Linked DNA regions of Homo sapiens: all the other regions are linked to region 3. Evidence: read pairs that join two places in POLR2A ChIA-PET (ENCODE). Cell type or tissue: MCF 10A. All regions are shown on one strand. Links, peaks and the distances in the headings refer to the core of each region. The heading gives the core; the rest is flanking DNA.

The links. Peaks named below come from ENCODE experiments on the same cell type or tissue, not always from the same donor. Only the 100,000 strongest peaks of a DNase experiment are listed, where the experiment ranks them.
Region 1: POLR2A ChIA-PET joins it to region 3 with 7 read pairs; 4 of 35 experiments call an interaction of 5 or more read pairs at or near these places.
Region 2: POLR2A ChIA-PET joins it to region 3 with 5 read pairs; 1 of 35 experiments calls an interaction of 5 or more read pairs at or near these places.

What each region holds. Positions count from the first base shown.
Region 1 is chr14:69,580,986-69,588,698 of GRCh38, reverse strand. No RefSeq gene overlaps it. Among named protein-coding and RNA genes, the nearest start is that of CCDC177, 10 kb to the right of the region's middle. In MCF 10A, for the core only: a CTCF peak has its summit at 3,534 (motif pointing left); a DNase peak (open chromatin) is centred at 3,518.
Region 2 is chr14:69,996,338-70,004,050 of GRCh38, reverse strand. The region is part of intron 7 of SMOC1 (SPARC related modular calcium binding 1); the gene reads right to left. Among named protein-coding and RNA genes, the nearest start is that of SNORD169, 22 kb to the right of the region's middle. In MCF 10A, for the core only: no CTCF peak of the experiment used is centred there; DNase peaks (open chromatin) are centred at 4,610 and 5,990.
Region 3 is chr14:69,680,922-69,688,634 of GRCh38, reverse strand. The region is part of intron 2 of SUSD6 (sushi domain containing 6); the gene reads right to left. Among named protein-coding and RNA genes, the nearest start is that of SUSD6, 73 kb to the right of the region's middle. RefSeq lists a silencer at 29-323. In MCF 10A, for the core only: no CTCF peak of the experiment used is centred there; DNase peaks (open chromatin) are centred at 2,724 and 3,174.

The DNA of each region.
Region 1 (7,713 bases), core at 1,502-6,501, 100 kb after region 3:
TGCCTCACTTTATTTTTATTTATATTTATTTATTTATTTATTTATCAACTTCTTGGGCTTAAGCGATCCTCTCATCTCAGCCTCCCAACTAGCTGGTACTACAGGCGCACGCCACCATGCCCAGCTAATTTTTTTTTTTTTTTTATAATCAGGGTCTCACTACATTGTCCAGGCTGGTCTTGAACTCCTGGGCTCAAGGAATCCTCTCACCTCAGCCTCCCAGCGTGCTGGGATTACAGGTGTGAGCCACTGCACCTGGCCATGACTTTATTTTTCATAGCACTTCTGTGAAATGTTTTAAAATTGGTTTACTTCTTTATTTTCGGTCTCCTTCCTAGGATGTAAGCTCCATGAGAGCAGGACTTTGTCTGCCTTACCTCACATGTCGCCCAACACTTGGAAGGAGTTCACTAAATCTTTGTTGGATGGATGGATGGATGATGGATAGCGGAGTGGAGTTTGTCAGTGCTGGTGAGACCCTCAGACGGTTTTCCAAGCCCAACTCACCGCATATTAGCTATGTGACCTTGGGCATGTAGCTTACCCCTGCCAAGTCTCTGTTTCCTCATCTGTCACCTAGGGACATCATTCCTACTTCTTAGAGTCATCATGAGAATTAAATACAATGCAAAAGTGTGTGGCAAAGTGAAACAGGCCAGGCATCTAAATGCTAACTATGATGATTTTCATTATCTCTCTGCCCAGATTAGTGTCATCTTTGATCACTCTATCTACATCCAAGTTATCAATATCCCTTCAATGGCACAGCACTCAGGACAGCACTGCCACTAAAGATGCCACCATCTGGCTATGCTCTAATCGGGCATATGTGTCCTCATCCCATCTGCAGAGGGTCTACAGGGGCTTGCCTCTTGTTGCCAGCACTGCCTGGCTCTGCAGCCTACTCAAGAAAAGAAAATGAAAGCAGCCTGACTCCATTCGTCATGATTCCTTCTTTTCCTTTTGAGGCTCACAGACAGACCGTTGGCCAGCCTCGCCCAGGACTGACGTCAAGTTCATCTTTTGCCCTTGTTTGGGCTGGGTCCTCTGGCCCAGCGATGGAACACTTGTGTACCTTCACCTGGTGCCCTGGGCTGCTCCAGACCCTGGCCTCTGGCTGTGCCAAAGCAGGAAGGACAGACTCAGGGTGTTGCCTGTTTGCTCTGGTGGGGAGAGGCTAAGAATCGCAGTGACGTAGGGAGAGAAGAAAGATGGACCCATGTGGCAGGAGATTGTGCTCAGGGTAGAGTCAGCAAAACACTGACAAGATTCCCCAAAACTCTGGCCAGAAAGTGCCTGAGATCTCCGTTTTTAGATTCTGTTCTTTAAAGATACTTCATCTGTATGTGTCCTTGAGTAGAAGGCAAGTTCTCCTTGAAGGGGACACGTTTCTCTGCTGTCATCTTAGGACAACTTCTTTGAGAAGGAGACTCTAGTTCCTGCAGCCATTTGAGAAGGGGGCTGGAGGGGCTGAGCCAGGAGGTTTTGGGGGTGAGGCCCAGGTAGAACTTTGTGGCAGGGAGTGCTGGGGTGTGCACCCACATGGGCCACCCCACAAGTTGATGGGGAAAGGGGGCAAGTAGGGAGTACAAGGATGGAAGGGGTTCTCTTCTCCCCACCCACTTTGCCTGGCTGACTCCCATTTGTCCTTCATATCTCAGTTTCAGCACCAATTCCTCAGGGAAGCCCTGCAGGCCTCAGAACAAGTGAGATCCCCCTGTCATTCCCTCCCAGAGCCCACACTTTTTATCCATAGCTCTTACCACAGTTACAGTTAAGGCTGTCGCAAGGTGTGCGGGTATCTCGCCTCCATCCACGAACTCTCTGTGATGGCAGTGGCCAAGTCTATCTGTTCACCACTGAGTCCGAGCACCCAGCCCTGGGCCTGCACACAGTAGGCACTCAGCCATATGGAGTGTTGTATGAATGAATACATGAATGGAAGAATGGACAAATATAACTGGGAGGACACAGTGCAGAGGCACTGCAGCCCCTTCTCATTTTTCGCTGGCCTAGTTGGACACAGAGGACTTGGGTAAGCGGGGGGAGGCTGACATTCCATTTCCTATGCTGGGGCAGGGGAAGCTGGTGTTTCCCAAAGATCCATATTGTCATTGTTCCAGCTGCATAATGAATAACAGCCGTTCCTCCCCAAGGAGGAAGTCATTTTCCGAGAATCAACATAAAACCCACAGGAAAGGAAATAAACATTTAATGCTCACCTACTATGCCAAGCAGTTGGGTATCTTATTTGACTCCCACAACCATTCTGCAAATCAATTATAATTCTTATTTTTACAGATAATGCAACTGAGGCTCAGAGACAATAAACAACTTGTCATGTTCATTTTTTAAAAAAAGAAAGGCCAGGCACGGTGGCTCATGCCTGTCATCCCAGCACTTTAGGAGGCTGAGGCAGGGTAATCGCTTGAGATCAGGAGTTCGAGACCAGCCTGACCAACACGGTGAAACCCAGTCTCTACTAAAAATACAAAACTTAGCCTGTCATGGTGGTGCACACCTATAGTCCTAGCTACTCTGGAGGCTGAAGCAGAAGAATTGCTTGAACCTAGGAGGCAGAGGTTGCAGTGAGCCGAGATGGCACCACTGCACTCCAGCCTGGGCAACAGAGTGAGTGAGACTCTGTCTCAAATAAATAAATAAGAATAAAAAAGAAAGAGCTGAAATTTGGATACATGTATGTGGTTCCAAGCCCATGCTGTTTCTAGTGTACCAAGCTTTGGTGGCAGAGGGTGTCATGGTAAGACATCCCTAGTTCTCAGTGTCGGGGGAGTGCCCACGGCTGACTCCTTGCTTGCCTCTCAAAAACTGAAGGCATAGATGGGGAGAATCTCCCAAAAAAGGAGGAAAGCAGAAGAGTATGAACAGAGAAGTGGGACCGAGTGTACTTCCATTTATTCCTCAAACTCTCACTGAATATCTATGTCAGACACAGGGGCTGGGGAGGAAATGTCATAAAATACAGGTCCTCTCCTCACAGAAGTCACTGTCTAGTAGGTGAACTGGATAAGAAAATAAAACATTACAATTCAGTAAGTTTGCGGTTATAGGGGGTTATTATTTATTCCTTTTTTATGTTTGAAGTTATTTTTTATCGATGTTTTTTGTTTTGTTTTGTTTTTTTGAGACAGAGTCTTGCTCTGTCACCCAGGCTGCAGTGCAGTGGTGCAATCTCGGCTCACTGCAACTTCCGCCTCCCAGGTTCAAGCAATTCTCCTGCCTCAGCCTCCCTAATAGCTGGGATTACAGACGCACACCACCACGTTTGGCTAATTTTTTGTATCGTTAGTAGAGACGGGGTTTCGCCATGTTGGCCAGGCTGGTCTCGAACTCCTGACCTCAGGTGATCTGCTCACCTTGGCCTCCCAAAGTGCTGGGATTACAAGCATGAGCCACCACGCCCGTCTCACCCAGGAGTTTTGATACCACACCTAATCACACACCAATTTTGTTGATTCTCTCATACCTTGTCTCTACATGCAGATGACCAGAGGAGGGACGCCACCTGGTGGTAAGAGTGTGGAGTGAGCATTGAGTTCCCTTCTCAAAATTTGCCTCCAGTAAACAAAATAATCCTGCCTTCTAGTCAACCCTATCAAAGAGCTGAGCATCAGGGAAAAACTCCGATCTCCAGGAACAAATGACAAAAAAAAAAAAAAGTAGAAGGCACTGTTTCCAAATGGAGCAGAGGAACTGAAATCCAAGTTAGAGACATGATCTATAAACACACAGGAAAGCAACCAAAAGAAAGCTTGGATTTGCTCATCATTTCATCTAAATGTAGTGATAATAATAATGACTTTCCACTTACTGCGTAATACTACGTTCCAGATGCATGGGTACACTGTGCTGTGTGCTGAACATATTTAATCTCCTTTAATTCTCAGCAACAACCTTATAAGGGAGATATTACTATACCCATTTTATGGGGAACAAATGTCAGTTCAGAAAGTTTGAGTAACTCCCAGGATCACACAGCCAGGACCTGACAAGCTGGGATTTGACTTCAGGTCTGTGGACTCTGAAACTCATGATATTAACCATTAGGTTAGACACCTGATAGATATGGCCATTCAACAGGTTGAAAGTGGATCTCATCATCTTTGCTTCTCTTCCTCCTCCACTTCACACCTCAGCGAACAGCACAACCTGTCCTCCCCACACCTATCCAGTTGACCAAGCCAGACATCCAGGCAGGTTTGTTTTTGTTTTTGTCTTTGTCTTATGTTTGAGACAGAGTCTCACTCTGTCATCTAGGCTGGAGTGCAGTGGCACCATCTTGGCTCACTACAACCTCCACCTCCAGGGTTCAAGCAATTCTCCTGCCTCAGCCTCCCAAGTAGGTGGGGTTACAGGCACCCGCCACCACACCCGGCTAATTTTTTATATTTTTAGTAGAGAGGGTTTCACCATGTTGGCCAGGCTGCTCTCAAACTCCTGACCTCAAGTGATCCGCCCACCTCAGCCTCCCAAAGTGCTGGGATTACAGGCATGAGCCACTGTGCCTGTCTCACCCAGGAGTTTTGATACCACACCTAATCACTCACCAATTTTGTTGATTCTCTCTCATAAATTCACATTTTTTTCCTATGCTCTCTATCCTCACTGCTGCTGCCTTAGTTCAGGCCATGCCCATCTCTTGCCTGATTAGAGGGTCTCCCAGCAGTCCCTCTGCTTCCCAGCACATGTGTGATTATTTATTTATTTTTATTTATTTATTTATTTTTTGAGACGAAGTCTCACTCTGTCACTCGGGCTGGAGTACAGTGGCACGATCTTGGCTCACCGCAACCTCCGCCTCCCGGGTTCAAGCAATTTTCCTGCCTCAGCCTCCTGAGTAGCTGGGATTACAGGCACCTGCCACTATGCCCAGCTAATTTTTTGTATTTATGGTTCCACAGGCTGTACAGGAAGCATGATGCTGGCATCTCCTTGGCTTCTGGGGAGGCCTCAGGAAACTTACAATCATGGTGGAAGGCAAAGGGGAAGTAGGCACGTCTTACATGGCTGGAGCAGGCAGAAGAGAGGGAGCAGGGAGGTACTACACACTTTTAAACAACCAGCTCTCATGATCACTCATTTACTCACTATCACGAGAAACAGCACCAAGAGGATGATGCTAAACATTCATGAAAGACCATCCCCATGATCCAATCACCTCCCACTAGGCCTCACCTCCAACACTGGGGATTACAATTGACATGATATTTGGGCAGGGACACAGATCCAAACCATGTCATCCCTTTAAAGAAGTAATTAAGGCTGGATGTGGTGGCTTATGCCTCTAATCCCAGCACTTTGGGAGGCCAAGGGAGGATGGCTTGCAGCTAGGAGTTGGAGACCAGCCTGATCAACATAGCAATACCATCTCTAAAAAATAAAAAGTAACTAAGTTAAAGTACAGTCATCAGGGTGGGCCCTAATCCAATGTGACTACTATCCTTATAAGAAGAAATTAGGACACAGGAAACAGAGGGACAAATGTGAAGACATAGTGAGAAGGTGGCCATCTGCAAGCCACGGAGAGAGGCCCCAGAAGAAACCAAGCTGCTGACATCATCATCTTGGACTTCTCGCCTCCAGAACTGTGAGAAAATACATTTTCGTTGCTTCAGTCACCTAGTCTGGGGCATTTTGTTACAGCAGCCCTAGCAAACTAATACAATCAAGAAAGGAAATCAGACTCAGCAAGGCTGAGGGACCCACCTAGCGCTGTCTAGCTCCTTAGTAATGCATTCATCACATTCTGCCTGTGACCACTCTCTTATGTTGATTATCAGATAAAATAATGGATTTAACTCTTATTATTTAACTTCTTGAGTGTTTGGGTCTTATTGCTCCAACTGGCACTCAGGGTAAGGGGCCTTGTCTTCCCCTTCTCAGTATTTGCAGATATCCTAGCTGAGCTTGGTGCATCTTAACAATAACTTTTTGATGCATTTCTTGTTGTTGTTGTGTGGTTGATTGACACATTTGGATGGGTAAAAAGGAGCCTGATGGCTGGGCATGGTGGTTCATTCCTGTTATCCCAGCTGCTTGGGAGGCTAAGGTGGGAGGATTGCTTGATTCCAGGAGTTTGAGGCCAGCCTGGGCAACATAGCAAGAACTCATCTCAAAATAAAAGTAAAAATTAAATTTAAAAGGAGCCTGATGGTAAATTCCTGATCCCCAAGAGACACATACAAAGGTAAATTCCTGATCCCCAAGAGACACATATTCTGCCAGTGATCACACATATTCCCAGAAGTAGAATATGACTCATCTCTGAATGTCTAAATATATATATTGGGATGACTGGTCTGAGGCATCATGGAAGGCAATGGTGCATAATGTTCTAAATTAGAATTGTCCATTAAGAAGAAAAAGGAGGGGGGGCTAGGCACAATGCTCATGCCTATAATCCCAACACTTTGGGAGGCCAAGAGGGGAGGATTGCTTGAGCCCGAGAGTTTGAGACCAGCCTGGACAACATAGTGAGACCTCATCTCTACAAAAAATTAAAAAATTGGTGGGCATGGTGGTGCATGCCTTTAGTCCCAGCTATTGGGAGACTGAGGTGGGAGGATCACTTGAGCCGTGGGGGTTAAGGACATAGTGAGCCATGATCGTGCCACTGCACTCCAGCCTGGGCAATAGAGCAAGACTCTGTCTCAAAAAATAAAATTAAATTAAAATTAAGTTAAAATGTAAAAAGAAAGAAATACATCAGTGCGTGTGTGTGCGTGTGTGTGTGTGTGTGTGTGTGTGTGTGTGTGTGTGTGCGTGCATGTTGGCAGGCAGAGGCACGGGGGAGAGGCCAGTGGGAACAGTGGCTGTGATGCCAGTGTAGCCTCTCTGAAATGGAAGGGGCCTAAAGGGACTGAGCAGAGAAGTGGCTTATGCCAGAGGCAGATGGCCCAGCAGGAGAGGCAGAGACTGGAAACAAGCCTGGCTCCTGAGCACCAGCCTGTTCTTTCAAGCACAAGCATTTCACAGAGGAGATGCCCATGGGGCAGCACCCCTGGTTCCTGGTCATACTCAGGAAGGAGGACGCTTCTGCAATATCATACAAAAGGCTGGTGGATGGAATGAGGTGCAGCCCTTCACAGAGTGAGAGAAAAGCCCATTGGATTAATCATAAGGCTCCCTCTACATCTCCGCAGTGACGCAGCTTCACAGTTAAGGGCAGGCTGGGCCTCTCCTGTCCCACGAGACAGTTCTTAAACATGAGCATCACCTGCTTAAGAAGCCTAACTCTGAAGATTCACCAAAGCAGCTTAATGGCTCAGGGTACTTTAGGTAGTTTTATGGTACACAGAGTGGGCAAAGTAGCACTACTTAGATCTCATTTCCTCTCGATGCATCCAGCAGGAGGGCTACCACTTACTGGACCCTAAGCAATTGAGAGCAGAAACAGACAAGAACCTGTCCTGCAGCTTGCAAGTCCCTGCCACCTACACACCAAAATGTAACAGTGGTGGTCTTTCAGCAATGATTTTTCTACACGTGATTTTTTTTCCTTCCTTTTCCTGTACTTTTTCATTTCCTCTTTTGATGAACATATATTACTTCATTAAAGTATGAAATAAAACACTTTACTTTTAACAACTATTACCTTTTACCTGCTGGTTTGTGTCCTAAATTTCTTCTTAAGGCTTTAGTCTCAGAAATTGGGAATGGTTACACATTAAGCTGTATATAGTTCTGGGTCCA
Region 2 (7,713 bases), core at 1,502-6,501, 310 kb before region 3:
AGTAAGCTGACATGGTCCTGAGAGAGGAGGACCTAAAGCAGGATCCTGAGTAGAAAATGAGATTAGGGCCCAGGAAGAGGACACAAAAAAGGACTGGGACCTTGTAGACCCAGGTTATCACCCAGGATATTACTGGTTGTATATGTACTGGGTGCTGGCATCATGTCAGGTGCTGGAGAGGCCAGAAAAATCCTCTAAGATGTAGCAAGCAGAAAGAATAAACCATGAGATCTTTGCCTACCCTCATTCTAGGCCATCCTCCATCCCTGAAGCTTTCCCTGAGGCCCTGCCTGGAACAAGGCTAGAAGCAGTGGAGGATCTGCCCTCGTGGGCCCCTTGTCCTCGGTACCCTGACTTCACTGGATGCAAGTTCCTGGAAACTAGGGCTCTGCACATCCTTCCTGAGCCTTCACCACACCCGTCTCTGGTGGCCATAGGAGAGCCATGGAATCTCTGGTGTAAAAGATTCATAAAGGGTACTTGGTCCAAGAACCCTTCTATTGCTTGAGTCCCCATTATGTCACCCCTCTCACAGAATTCTAGTCTGACACTTCAGAGATGGGGCTGCCCACTGTTGAATAAACCGTAGGGATGAGACCACAGAGGCTGCAAAAAGAATATCTATCCCTTTGACACATCCTGGGAAATGCTACACTCAACCCTCAGACCATCAAGCACTGGATTTTCTTGGGGGAAAAATCAATTAAAATGTTACCCAGACTGAAAAATGAGAGGCACTTACTTGGGTTTCATTGCAAAAGGAGTTGTCCCACTGAGCCAAGAATATTAAAGAAAAAATTAGCATTGTATCACCTACAGTGACCCTGAAACCCCATCAAATACTTCACACCCACCTAGTCTCTTATCAAAAATGAATGAAATGCTGAAAGATAACCCAAAATATCAAACTGTGTGTTGAAAACAACCTTTCTAAATTACAACATGAAATTCCAGAGGCATAAGAAACCACATGGCTCCAGCCTCAGGATTCTCTAGGTCAGCGTGCGAGCATGTGAGAGTGTGGTGTCGGGAGTGTTCCAGAACTGTAGGGTGGCTGAGAATTTGGCAGAGGAAGGCACTGCAGGAGTAAAAGAGAGAAAGATAGGACCAGGTTGTAAGGAACTGACTTTGCTGTTTCAGAAGGATTAGCACAGGGACTAGATGTGGTGCCCCAGGGAAGGGTTGCTGCACTCCATGATTTATGGGACATCACTGAGCAGGCCCTTGCTGTTTATTTAGCCACAGGGGGTTTTAGCACCTATGGTTTCAAGCCAACTATGTGAACAGGTTATTTTTCTTACTTGTGGACTTTGCACTTTTTCACAGGAGGGGCTAAGTGGCCCCCAGAGGATCATTTTTCCAAGCACCATTTGCTGGGCCGACTCTGCCCTGCTACCATGGCTTTCCATCACGCACACCACTCAGTGCCACTTGGCCATCGCCAATTCCCAATTCCCAATTTCTCAACATCTATGTGACTCAGAGTTATGCAGGGGCTCTGGGAGCCCCTGATGAGGGGGAGAGCCCACAGAACCATTGCTCAGGGCTCCTTTCCAAATAGAGGGTAGACAACTGGCCCAGAAAAGGAAAGGCTCTACCAGGGCAAGGAAAAAGCAAACATCGCTGGCAAACAGAACAAAGTCAGCCACCGAAATTGTGCTCAGGTTTGTATCAGGTAGAGGGAGGGTATGGGGAGAATAGAAACAGAATTTGCACGAATTAAAGTCACACTTCTGTTGGCATGGGTTTTTCCATCCCCTTTAAGCTAAAAAGCCCTTTCCCCCACAGAATAGGCAGCAAAAGAAAGCAAAAATCTAACATCATCCCTCAATTGTAACCTACAAAGGGACCCGGGAGGACCCCCTGGAGGGAGCACCTTTCTAATTAACTCACTGGCCAAGAGAAGAACTGTCTCCAGCTCCAGCCCAGATGGAGATGTGAGGATGGTCTAAAAGCTCAACTGCCAGAGAGAACTCAGGGCGGTCAGAGGGAACTAGAGGTAGGGGATGAGGGAATACTAGGGCTTCCTTGGCAAGGCTAAAAGCAGTAGTAAGTGCCTATCACTCCTCCTGCATACTCCTATCGAAGGGTCTGGCATGTTAGGAGGTTCTGAAGTCAGCAACAGTTGGAATAGAGGCAATATAGGCAGTCAAGAGCATGGGCTTTGTGGTCAATGATTCAGGCTCTACCCCTTGTTTTCTCTGTGACCTTGGCCAGTTCAGGTTCCTTACGTGTAAAAGTAAGGTAACTCTTGCACATGCCTCACAGGGTCATTGTGAAGATTAAATGCAATCGTGTGTGAAAAACATTAAACCTGGTGGCACAGTAAGTTGCTAAATGGTAGCTACTATTCCTATTAGCTTGTCTAAGGTAGCATTGTGGAGCAAACATGGTCTTCCTGCCCTATCCCTGTGAATGACCCGTCTCCTCAACAGGACTCCAGTAGCTGACCAAGGGCAGGGGAATGGAGCAGTATGCTCCAGAGGCAGGCAATAAAGGGGTATTAGGTCTGTAGGTAAACTAAAAAAAATATGCACATATAGCTAAGAGTCTATCTGCTTTTTATAATCACTATGCCAGCAATTCAAAACAATGTCAGTGATAAAATACTCCTCCCCACTGGTATGGACCACACCATCACCCCCCATCCCTTTGGTGCACCACTGCCCAGTGGTCAGCTCCTGCCTTAAATGTTCCTTGTATTTCATCCTTTGACCCCTCAGTGGCAAACAGAGGCCTTAGCACATGATAGTTCTTGATGGATCTATGACCTTGGACAAGGCCCTTAGCAAGTCTGGGCTCCTGTTTTCTCATTTAAAACTAAGCGGCAATGCTAGATGACTCTCAGGCCCTTCTCACTCTAACGGCCCACAGTCTTACAATTAAACAAAATCAGGTGCACTTCCCAGTGACTCAGGGGCCAGATCCAAACTTAGCTTCCCAAGTCCCAGTGGAACAGAGCACCAGGAAGGGGCTGGGTTAAGGGGAAGGCTGCTCGGTGCTCTCAGGTTCTCCCTCGTACCTCATACCTCTTTCCACAGCCCTGCTATGTGGCCTGTGAGCCACACCTAACCTGCTATGTCTCGGAGATCCCATCTTCAGCACAAAAGTAACACCGTCCACCCCATATCCCTGACGTTGGCCGAGGCCACCTCCTCACAGGGATGTTTACAGTTGGCACTGTAAGTAGGGCATGCTGCTGGGATGAAGTGTCATGGGTGAGGAGGTGTAAGGGAAAATTACAAACCAACCAGCCTGTCTAAATAGTTTCTCTCTGTGTAACCCAAAATGGTCATGCATGGCTCACCATGGTCTGAAGTGGTGACCGCTTCCTTCCCACGCAGAGACTGAGTTCCTACAGGGCAGGGAAGAACAAGATCGAAATTCTACAGAGGATATTTCTTCCAGGATGGATTGTCCCAATATAGCATGGAGGCATTTTTCTTTTTAACTTTTCCCCCAAGGCATCACTGACTCGCACCCGCTCAAATTTTAGAAAAGTTCCCATCTCTATTGACTCATGGCATTAAGTGAGCAGATATGACCCTTCCACCAAAAAGAATATGAAATACTTCACAGTATCTTTGCAATGACAAGTACTGAGAAATAGCAAGCTGCCTTTTTTCTAGTTTTTCTCAGTAACTTCATTGGCTTTAACCTGACAGTCTCTGTACTTTCATTGGCCTTAAACTGACAGTCTCCGTACTTTTAAGAGCAAGTTCTAGCAAATAAAAATTTAGACAGAAAGGGAGGAGAAGGCACAGACAAAGGTGGAAGATGGAAAAGCTATTTAAATTTATCAAAATAAAGTATCACAACTTCACTCTTTACTCCCCAAAACATGAGTGTTGCCTGTGTGAGTGTGTTTATGAGATGTAGACCCCGTCTACTTCCAAAGCCACTTTACAAATAAACACAGAACAAGGATGCTCAGATCTAAGCAGAGACTGTAGTTGACTTCCAGAAAATTGGAATGAGCCAATGACAATACCTGGGCAAGATCTTCAATTTCAGTGTCTTAGCAGCAGAGGCCAAAAGGAAAATACCAGGGCACGTAGTTTTGCTATCTAACATTAAAAAGCAGACACACTCACCTCCAGAAACAGAAACAGAACCCTTGCTGGTGCAGCACGTCATCCCAGTGCTGTGTCCTGCAGCACATCCCTCCACCCTCCCACACCTTTGTGTTCCAAGCAGACAACATGGGGCAAAGGAGCAAGGCGACCAGGAAAGCTAATTTTAAAACAAGGTAAAAATGGACTGTGCGGCTAGGCTTCATGGGGCCTCCAAGTGTGTTTATTGCTTCTCTCCGCAAAGGGAAATTTTAAGAAAGAAAAAGGCCTTTGTTGCCATGGAGAAAGCCATAGGGATGACCACCCATCCCCCATCCCCAGCTCAATTCTACTGGCCATGATTGACCAAGGCACCTGCATCAGAGAGATGGGCAGACATCCAGAAGGCCAGTTATGGAAATAAATATCCAGGGTGTATTTTTATATAGATATTTTAAATGCACACAAGCCCAGACCCATCCTCGGCTGCTAACGTTAGTGGATTACTCATTCTTCCTCCCAATCACGTCATGTGCGAGATTCCAGGTGGCCATGGGGTATTTGCTTACGACGGCTACCGCTGGTTTCCCTGCGAGCTGTTTATTTTTCCAGGCCTCAAGTCATTACATCAGCCGGTGGTTTCTAGGCGGGCCAAGAGTGCTGGCTTGGGGGGTGGGGAATCCAGCCAGGAGGTGCAGTTGCCTCAGTGACCCCAAGTCCCAGTCATAGCAGCTATCCCAGCAGGAACTTCCTGGGTGAGGAAGAAGCAATCCAAGACGTGGCCAAATGGCCTGAAGCAGGCCTAGAAGAGCAGCACTCTGATACTGTGAACAGCTTACCTGTGACAGGTAAGGTGACATGAGAAAACACAGTCACAGTCATGCACGAGGAGGCCAGGGTGTCACTTTCATGGTAAAACTTAAAAGAAATGCATTTCCACCTTATGTCTGTGCTGATGGCTGTATCTCCAGGGAGCAGAGTCACCATGAGCTGCTCCATTCAATGATGTAGAGAAGGGAGCGCTGTGGGTCTAAGAGGCAAGGGAGGAAAGGCATGGCCCTTTCAGATTTAACTCACAGGGCCAGGGTCTAGGGCCTCCTTGAGGCCCTTGATCAGATCATGGAAGAAGTTAACTGGAAAAAAACAGGGACAAAGGAAAGAAAGAGATGACAAAACAAAGAGGGAAGTCACACCTCTCTACTCCACTTGAGGCCACAGAGTCAAGCCCCCAGGGCAGAAGGAAATGAGTGGTGGGCCTTGGGAGCATTACTTTGCTGCACAGAGAAGTGCATGAAGATATTTCCTGAGAGATTATACTTGCCCAGAAGAGAAAGGGTGGAAGTTCGTCATATAGAAACAAAGATGTAAATCAGAGCCATAGGAAAGTGCCTGCACATAGTCAAATTAGAAACATGAGAAGATGAGGTGAAGAATTAGATGAAACCTAATTCTTGTCACTTATTTCATATCTTTATCTTCTGTAACATATAGATGGTTAAAAAATATTTTAAACACTAGGTATATTAAGAAATGCCTTGGTAGCCAACCCCTGATTTAAAAAAAAAAAAAACTTAGCAAGAGTTCATATTTCCTTATAAAAGCAGAACAGAGGCTCCATCCAACACTCATCTATGGGAAGATGCTGTTCTCAAGTTCTAGCGTATTAGCTGGCCAGGTACATTGTCTTCCTGAATGCAAAAGGAATTCCTGGTGCACTGGAGATGCAATGGAGGAGAGGTTCAATGGAGGCGAGAACTGAAGAGAAGAGCAAAGAAGCAAATCTGTCAATGCTGAACCTGCCAATTACTCAAAAGGCGACACTGACTATAGTGAACACATGACAAAGCCTTAAAAACAAGGGCCAAAACTTCCAGGAGCAGAGAGGGAGACTAGGAGAGTCTGTAGGCATATGTGTCATGTTATTGCAAAACTTCAGCTGCCCAGTGGAACCTTTCCAACATCAACAATCCCCAGGCCAGAAAACAAACCTGGCGTCACAGGGTCTGAGTGTGAAAAAAGGATGTGTGGGGTGTAAAAGAAACTGGGATAGCCTTTTTGCCTCTGAGAGACAGCTGAGAAGAAGAGCTCTCACCCCGATGGGCTTCACGGAGTCCCATGGCAACCTCCCCGGGGATGCAGGCTGAAGCACACCTGAACCCAGGATCATCCATCAAACTCTAATGAAAAACTGTCTCAGGTGTTTGGCCAAAAGGCTCCAGTCCCTACCAGAGCCAAATATCCAGACATAAGTTATCATTAAGGTATATCTGACTTCTCATTAAACCAAATATGATAACATGTGACAAGTGGCTAGCAAAAGACATAAAGATATTCCACCAAGAGTCACCAGTGTTTTGTTGGGTTTAAAAAATCATTTATGGTATACCTACTATGTGCCAGGCATTACACAGATGCTCTTGAGTCCTCACAAAGAAATCCTGCAAGGCACTAAAACTTTGTTTTACATATAAGGAAATCAAGACTCAGGGAAGTTAATTAACTTTCCCAAGCTCACCAAACCTCTCAGTAGGAAGCTAGCATTGGAAACCAGGTTATAGGTTTGTCTGACACCAAAGCCCATGCTTTTGCCATTACATGGTTTATCTCCGCTACATGCAAAAGACTCCCTATCCACTACCTAAGAAAGCCAAACATCAAGATGCTTTTTTGGCAACCCGTTTGTGGGAGCATGCACCAGAACCGGACATTAAAGCTTGGAAAAGGTATGTGTGAGATGGTGAAGAGCCTTGTGAGCTGCCTCAGAGCTCCTGTGCTGATGCAGGCTTACCTGGGCATGTCAGGGAGCATCCTCCTGCCTGGACTATGAGAGGGGCCAGAAAACTTAAGTAAGACATCCCCATACACACACTCCCATCCAAATGCTTCTATTTCAATCATATATGCCAGAAGCCAGAAAGCTTTTCTGTAAAGGGTCAGATAATAAATATTTTAGGCTTTGCAGGCCATACAGGGTCTGTCACAACTATTCCACTCTACTATTTAGATGAAAATGGTCACAGACACTACACAAATATATGGCTGTGGCTGTGATCCAACCCAACTTTATTTTCAAAAGAAGGCAAGAGACCATTTGACAACCCCTGTTACAGGCCTTTGTGGCACCATATATTTTATACATAATTATATCAAAGAGATTGATAGGCATTCAGTCAATATTACCAGTTGATCAAGATGGAAAAAGTCTCAGTTGAGTAGGAGATTCCTAAGTTATCAATCTCTAACAGTTAGCCCTGGTCTCAGTTTCTCCCAGAGAACTGTTAGGTCTCTCCCAACTATCCTGTCATATACACGAACCTTACAGATATAACTGGGGTCAGCCAGAGAAAAATAAACGTGGCCAGGCCACCCCAACAAAAGGAAAGTGGATGGACCTGCCCAGAATCCATTTCTCAACATGACCCTATTCTCATCTAATTGGAGAGTAGGAATGAAAGCAGAAGAACTTCAGCGGAAGCAAAGATTATCAACTGACTTTGACCTCACCACTTTACTACATGCAGAGAATACAGCCCAAGAAGACAGGCATTCTATTCCCAAGGATAACTAGTTTTCTCCAGCCCAACCACTCCCTAGCTATGACTCAGGACAAGTTACTTCCTCTGTCTCAGCCTCTGACTCTTCATCTGCAAGATGGAGACAA
Region 3 (7,713 bases), core at 976-5,975:
GCCTAGGTGAGAGGGGACAGGAAAGAACTAAAGGGGCTGGAGCACACAGAAAAGGAATACAAAGATATCTTGTGGTCAGTTTCTTTTCCAGGGTTCTCTCACATGGCAGCAGATGGCCTATCCCTGGAGGACTGGATCCAGAAAGCAGCTGCTCCCAGGTCCTGGTTCTAACAGCTGGGGTCACAGGTCCTCTATGCACAAGCTGAATGCCAGAAATCAATGGGTCCCATTGTGCCTGCATGCATGCATGAGCTCTCACGTCCAGGCTCATGCTCTATAACTGCCTAGAACAGAGGACTGGGAAAAATAACACTACACACTTTGAAGGACTACATTTGCAAACTAATGGAAAGATAAGAGTATTATACAATCCAATTTTATTCAAATTACCTTGACTTTGCTAGGTAGCTACTAAGATGCTAATTATTTGGGAGATAGAGGGTCAAGAGGGAGGTGGAAGAGGAACAGAAGTAGGGCAGATCATAATCAGAAGCTAATCAGTAAATACATCTAGTCTTCTTCTTTCTGCCCAATGCAGAGAGGAGTCTGGCTCTACCACAACAACCAAAAAGCAGGCTAGATGTTTCATGTATTAGAAAAGGGCATACAAATTCATAAAACAATGTGTGTGTACACAGAAGAGTATAACTGTATAATTACATAATTAGGCACATTATAAAGTATTTATACTGCTGAGACTAAAAGCCCCTACTCAAAGGCATTCCACCAAAGTTGAAAAGGGAAAAAAAAGAAAAAAAACAAAAAGAAAAAAAAGCATCTAATTGCAATCTTCCACAAAGCCAGACATCCCCAGCTGGTGCCACAGCTGAATTCTCTTAATTAACAGTTGTAACGGCAAGTACGAAAGACACTGTATGCTTATCAACTCCATGTCGTGGCCAGCCAGGCATGGGAGAAGCCCACAATACTGCTATAATTAGAGAGATTTTTCTCTATTATAATAGTACCCCAGTGTGGAATGTTGGTTAGTTTTTCTTAAAAACTTTGTCGTTTAAAGCACATACATAACAACTCTACCTACCCACAGTTACGGATTGAAACTAGAGAGTTTGAGAAAGTTCACAGTCTAAGAGCTGGTTTATTTTTTGGTGGTTTTCTCTTAACTCCCCAAACCTGGGGTTTTATGTTATAGAAGGCTAGCAATGTTTGAGCAGGCCAGTCTTTTAAATAAAAGCCCATCTGACAGCTTAAAATCATAAGCTAGGCCGGGCACAGTGGCTCACGCCTGTAATCCCAGCACTTTGGGAGGCCGAGGCAGGCAGATCACCTGAGGTCAGGAGTTCGAGAACAGCCTGGCCAACACGGCGAAACCCCGTCTCTACTAGAAATACAAAAATTAGGCCAGGTGCAGTGGCTCACACCTGTAATCCCAGCACTTCGGGAGACCAAGGCAGGCAGATTACCTGAAGTCAGGAGTTCGAGACCAGCCTGACCAATATGGTAAAACCCTGTCTCTACTAAAAATACAAAAATTAGCCAGGTGTGGTGGCGGGTGCCTGTAATCCCAGCTACTCGGGAGGCTGAGGCAGGAGACTCGCCTGAACCCAGGAGGCGGAGGTTGCAGTAAGACAAGTTCGCACCACTGCACTCCGGCCTGGGCAACAAAGCAAGACTCTGACTCAAAATAAAATAAAACAAAATCATAGGCTAAATGTATCTAAATAGAATAAAGATGGCAGAAATTAGCATATAAATGAGTACAACATGTGGGGAAAAGCATTAATTAATACATGAAGAGACTAGGTCAATGATATGGTTTGACTCTGTGTCCCCACCCAAATCACATCTTGTAGCTCCCATAATTCCCACATGTTGTGGGAGGAACCTGGTGGGAGATGACTGGAATCATGGGCGCAGGTCTTTCCCATGCTGTTCTCATGATAGTGAATGGGTCTCACAAGATTTGACGGTTTTAAAAAACGAGAATTTCTCTGCATAAGCTCTCTTTTTGCCTGCTGTCATCCATGTAACATGTAACTTGCTTTTCCTTGCCTTCCACCATGATTGGGAGGCTTTCTTGGCCACCTGGAAATGTAAGTCCAATTAAATCTCTTTCTTTTGTAAATTGCTCAGTCTCGGGTATGTCTTTATCAGCAGCGTGAAAACAGACTAATACAGTCAAAATATAATGTATACTCACGGCTCTAGAAGGGCCTTTCACACTTACAAAAAGGGCTTTGTTTTTGCACGACTCTTACACCAGAACCTGTTGCAGGTAGTCCCCCTACTTCCCTAGCAAGGACCCTCATAGTCAAACAATAGGTTTACATATTATAAGAAAGTCAACTCAGAAAGCCAAAAAAGATCATAAAATATCTAATTATAGCCTGCCTTTTAGAGACAATCTTGGACAACATAACCTGGGCATTTTAGACATTATTCTTTGGCTATGTGTGTTTTTTTCTCTTCACAACTGAGCAGGGCTGTTGACTTAAGTCAATGAGTATTCAACTGACACTAAAGATTTCTTACTTCTGGCACATTCATTGAATTTAAAAATCTTCCAATTCTATCAACTTTAGAAGACCTACCCTTACAACTACCATTAGTCATTTCATTTTTCCATTTTCAACTCATCCTTACAAAATCAAGGTCTGATAATGCAAGTTACCGCTGCAGCACATGCGGCTGCACAGAGGGAGCTGGCGAGGCTGCTCAGAGTGTGCTGCTGACTGGCAGGCAGCCACACCTCACGACTGCTCAAGAGGTTCTTTCTCAGCTGCTGCACAAAAGTCCAAATTCATTACACAAAGGCAATCGGGGTGTCAATTTACAATTTACCAGAGTACAGGTTGTTCCCATGACAAATGTTTAAAAGCAGACTGCTTGGAGTTGCTTCAGAATCCCCACTACTTCTACCCTCTCACTCCCCCACCACGGGTTTAGCAAATTTAAGATTTCTTGACCCTTTACTCTCCTGGCCCTAAAGGCCCGGAATCACTTTGGTGAACCTAGAGAAAATATATTCTTAGGTAGGTCCACATACAAATGAGGAAAGTATCGAGGCTCCAAAATCTCTGGTACTCAGCAACACACACACACCTGCATTTTACTAAGAGACCAGGACTGCCTCCAGGGTCCCAAGGTTTGCACTGAATCAAGGGAAGTCAAGCTAGTCAGCACCTGCACAAGCCTGTTACTCAGAATGACAGCTCATCCTGGGTTTCCCCGAACTCTATGCTTTGTTGATGGAAAAGACTTGTCAAATGTGCAATCAGGGCCCTGAAGAGTCTTTGCAGATGCCTCCAGCCAGACCTTGCAGTGGAATAATATTAGTAGCACAATGGTTCCTTCCTCAACGGGGAGCAAAGTGGCCTATGGGAAACAATCAATGTGCCTCATGGCTCTATGCATGTGGGTAATGTCCTTTAGGGCTAGTCCATTTGTACTTGCAGCCCTTCACTTGAAAAACCAAGTGAAATCACCCACCACAAAAGGACAAGCTGCAAGGCAACCGATTCTGAACTCTGGGCTTGCTGCTTTCTCCCTCAACCCTTCCTGAGTCCTCTCAACTGTCCCATCTTAGAAGGACAGAGAAAAATGTGAAAATTTCCCACTGTGACTTCTGCAAACGTGGGCAGAGCCACTGAAAGTCAGGCCTGTTTAAGGGCCACCCTGCTACTCAGCCCTAACAAAGTGATAACTCAGAGTGGTATGAGCAGTTTATATACCAGCAGTTTGAAACAGGATCAGGGACCTAGAGGCTTTCAAGAAAAGTGGGAAAGAAAGTGCTGGTCTTTAAGGAGAGTAACTTGAGGTGAAAGTTGAAGACTCAAGGCTCCAAGCTAGGTGTTTCTCCTTAGCTCCTCTTCTGCCATAATGGCCCCACATCTCCTGGCAGGGGAAGTCAAGGCTAACAGTGGAGCCTCGGCCTGACCTGCCCCCTGGCCTGGCAACATGCTGAGCTGACCCCCAAAGAGGAACTGCTCATTCACGGGGCTACAGACACGATGTTTCCACTGGCCACACCACGGTCTGTGCCAAGGCACTTGGGGCAAGTCAGCAGGCCCAGCCCAGGGACAGCAGCTGAAATTGAAACTGTCATTCATTTTCTGACCATTAAGAAAACTGGGCAGTATCTCCCTTGGCAATAATTTACTCTCCCTACTTCTACTGGAAATTAATAGATCTTGGGATAAGCATAACATGTTTATGCTTGCTTGTCCCCACTGATAGAATCTCTCTCAAAATATTTTCCCAATTTCCATTTTTCACAAAGAGTGACTGCTAGATACATATTCTACTAAGAACACTTTTTGACTGATCCTCCTTTATTTTACATATCAGATTTCTTATTTAAAATCTTTAAGGGGGTCCAAGGCACAAAGGAAGGTAGTAACACCCAATATCAGCAAAGGTTTCAGGAAACCGCACTTTCACTGCTGATTAGGCATGAAATGACTGGTGTCACTTGGACCTGGACAGTATCTCCTGGCCAATCTCATTCTCCAACGACCAGCAGAGGCTTGAAACCTGCTACACATTATGCTTGACCCCACTGGGTCCGCTAGGAGACATCACTTCCACCTGCAGCAGGGCCTGATCAAAGCTTTACTTAGGGTGGTGCCTGAGAGCTGATCCTACTCAGCCAGCAACAACCTGATGGCTCCAACTGCTGTGCCCTGCAAGGGGGACTGCAGAAGGCCACTGGGCCATAGGCACCACTATGGGACCACACTCACCCAAGACAAAAAGAGACTTCTACCAGGCCATTTTCCCCTCCCAGTATCTTACAGCATGATCTCCTTCCAAAAACCATGGACAGAGTTGGGGCTCCTTCCTGCAGCCCACCTGGAGGCATACTATAATTTATCCTCATATGCAAATCTTCCCCCCAAAACACATTTTTCCTCATGATGATTTCTTTTCAGAATCGTCCAAAGGCTGCCACTTTCTACAAGTCTAAATGCTTCTGCTGGCTATGCATGTCTCCACACTTTGGCTTGTTCCATTTCTCCAACATCAAGTCCAACTAGGCAGCCCCCACTGGCCTCACTCACCCATGATCATGGCCTCAGCTCAGCCTTCTGGCCCCTCTCAGAGATTTCTCCTTTCCCTCTCCCTCAACATCCTCTAGTTTTTCCTCCATCAACTCAGACCCAATCCATAATGCAAGGCCCAATCTTAGTGCTCTCTTTTACAGGAATATCCTTCCTCTCTAAACAAAAGCATCTATGTCTCCACAATCTAGTAGTTAAATACCATTTTGTTCACCATTTCTAAATGTGACATGGTCCTCCTCATGAGCTCCTCAAAAGGGCAGAATGCCCACCTTTACCATCCTGGACATATTTAAGGCACTAGACAAATACCTGATGGTGTCTGTGTCTGGAAGGGCTGTTACCTCTCACAACATATATAAACTAAATGCTTAAAAAGATCCCAGCTCTTGCTTCCCAGGGAGCCTCTCCTCCTACACCCCATTCCAGACCCCAGTCGTGGCAAACTCTGAGACTTCTGCCTGTAGACAGCCTGCATTTCAGCTCACATCAAAGCATGAAACAAAGGACTTCACAACACCCCTAGCCCCCTTCAGGCTCCAGAGCTCTTCAAGGGCACCCTGTTTAAACAGGAGGTACAGTATATTTTTGGGAAATGATGAAGCAACTTCCCATAAGAGGAAAGTAAAAATTCCCCAAGTGAAAAAAAAAAAAAAAAAAAAAAAAGGCTTCTTGGAAAACAGAACAGCTTCCCTGCCAGGGCAGACAGAAAGGATTTGACATTCAGGCTTTTCATCCTTGGCAAAGCCTGTTCTAGGAGAGACAGGGCTGCAGGGGAAAAAAGGGAGGCAACTTCTTATGATCAGATGTGGAACTCAGCATAGTTTTCAGAGTTGCAGTCTCAACCAAACACTTCATCTGATATTGCCCAAGGTGCCACTGGGACTCCACCCTCCCACTTTCTCTTTCTCTTAGATGCCTTAAACAACAAATGTGATTATAAAAAATTAGGGGAAAATGTAATCTTATTATAGATAAACCAGAGCCCTTGCTCTTTAAAACAATTGCACAGTGACTCCTTCAGTGGATGGCAAAATCTTTTTGCAATAACTATACTCTGTTTTTTTTTAATTGGGGAGAGTTTTAAATTTGTATTTCATACATTTGGTTTGATTACAAGGATTGTTTTTCTCATATGTGCCAGAGGGCCTGGGTTCCACGGGAAGAGACATGGGCAAAGTAGGGCAGAATGAGAAAATTGGTACCATTCTGCTTGATATGCAAGGCTTACCTAATTACTTCTTGTATTTTACCACTTCTTCTTTCTCTCTTTTTTTGAGACAAGTTTTCACTCTGTCACCCAGGCTTGACTGCAGTGGCATAATCATAGCTCACCAATGCCTCAAACTCCTGGGCTCAAAAGATCCTCCCGCCTCAGCCTCCCGAGTAGCTGGGATTCCAGGCATGCATTACTATGCATGGCTAAATTTCAGAATTTTTTTCTAGTAGAGATGGGGCCTCGCTGTATTGCCCAGGCTGGTCTTGAATTCCTGGCCTCAAGTGGTCTTCCCACCTTGGCCTCCCGAAGCGCTAGGATTAAAGCATGAACCACCCCACCAGGCCTATATTTCATTTCTCAAACTACTACTAATCAAACATTACAGCAACATTAGCAGTACTCTTCAAGTAACAAGACAAGCATTACCCACAAAAGAAACTTCTCTCTGATGCATGTCCATATGAAAACATATTTTTCAACATTTAACACAGTATTTAACACAGTAACCCAGAATTTGTGAGTGCTCAGACCCCACTTCTTTAGCCGTAAGCCCTTTTCATGAACTTGAGAATTCATACCCACCTAGCCTGTTTGCAACAGACTAAAAGGCAGCATGCAACAGATCCAATCCTACCTTTGCCATGATCACTGCAATGTGAGCCAAGGAAATAATTTTTCCCCCATTTTACTATCTTACTTTTCCCATCTTTATAGCGACCATTCTCAAGAAGTAATGAAAAGGCTATAAATAAGTTGCCAAAGAAAGTCAACTCTTTCAGATGTTAACAATGACATGAAGATTCCTGCAATCAAAGTCTCCCACTTCAGATCCCCCTACGGGGCCGTCCCCTTCTCTGGCCCACCACAACCCTCCTACTGCAGGCCACTTACGTCAGCAGTCTTCCAAGCAGGAGCCCCCTTTTCTCCACATCCATGTGGATTTCTGCTATAAAGCTCTTTCAGAAAATAAGTTAATCTGCTTAATTTGCATGTCTAACAGATGTCCAGGGTTTATAAAGTTTTATTTTTTTAGGCTGCTAAAGGGGAGGCAGGAGGCTAGGTGTGGCTAAATGGGAAAAACAGCACCATCCAGAATTTTTTCCCTGAGCAGGACCTTTCTGCAGACAGCATTAATGCATACACGTATTTCATGTACCATTTTTAAAATATGACAGATGTCAATGTACTACTTTTTCAAAATGCACAATAATTGGTGGTAGCGAAGGGTGAGGGACTAGTTGTTGCCATCAGACTGTTCAGTGCATTCCCTCCCTGAAGGAAAGGCATGTAGGAAGACAATTTATAAGGATATCAACATCAGCTCTTAACCACAAAAAAGGCATCTTCCTTTTGTGCAACTACTGAAGAACTAGGCTGCAAAACAACTGGGGCCAACACTGTAAATAAAATTTATGGGTAGGAAACTTTTGGGGAAGGGATGGAGATGTATCAGCCTTCCCCAAACAAAGCTAC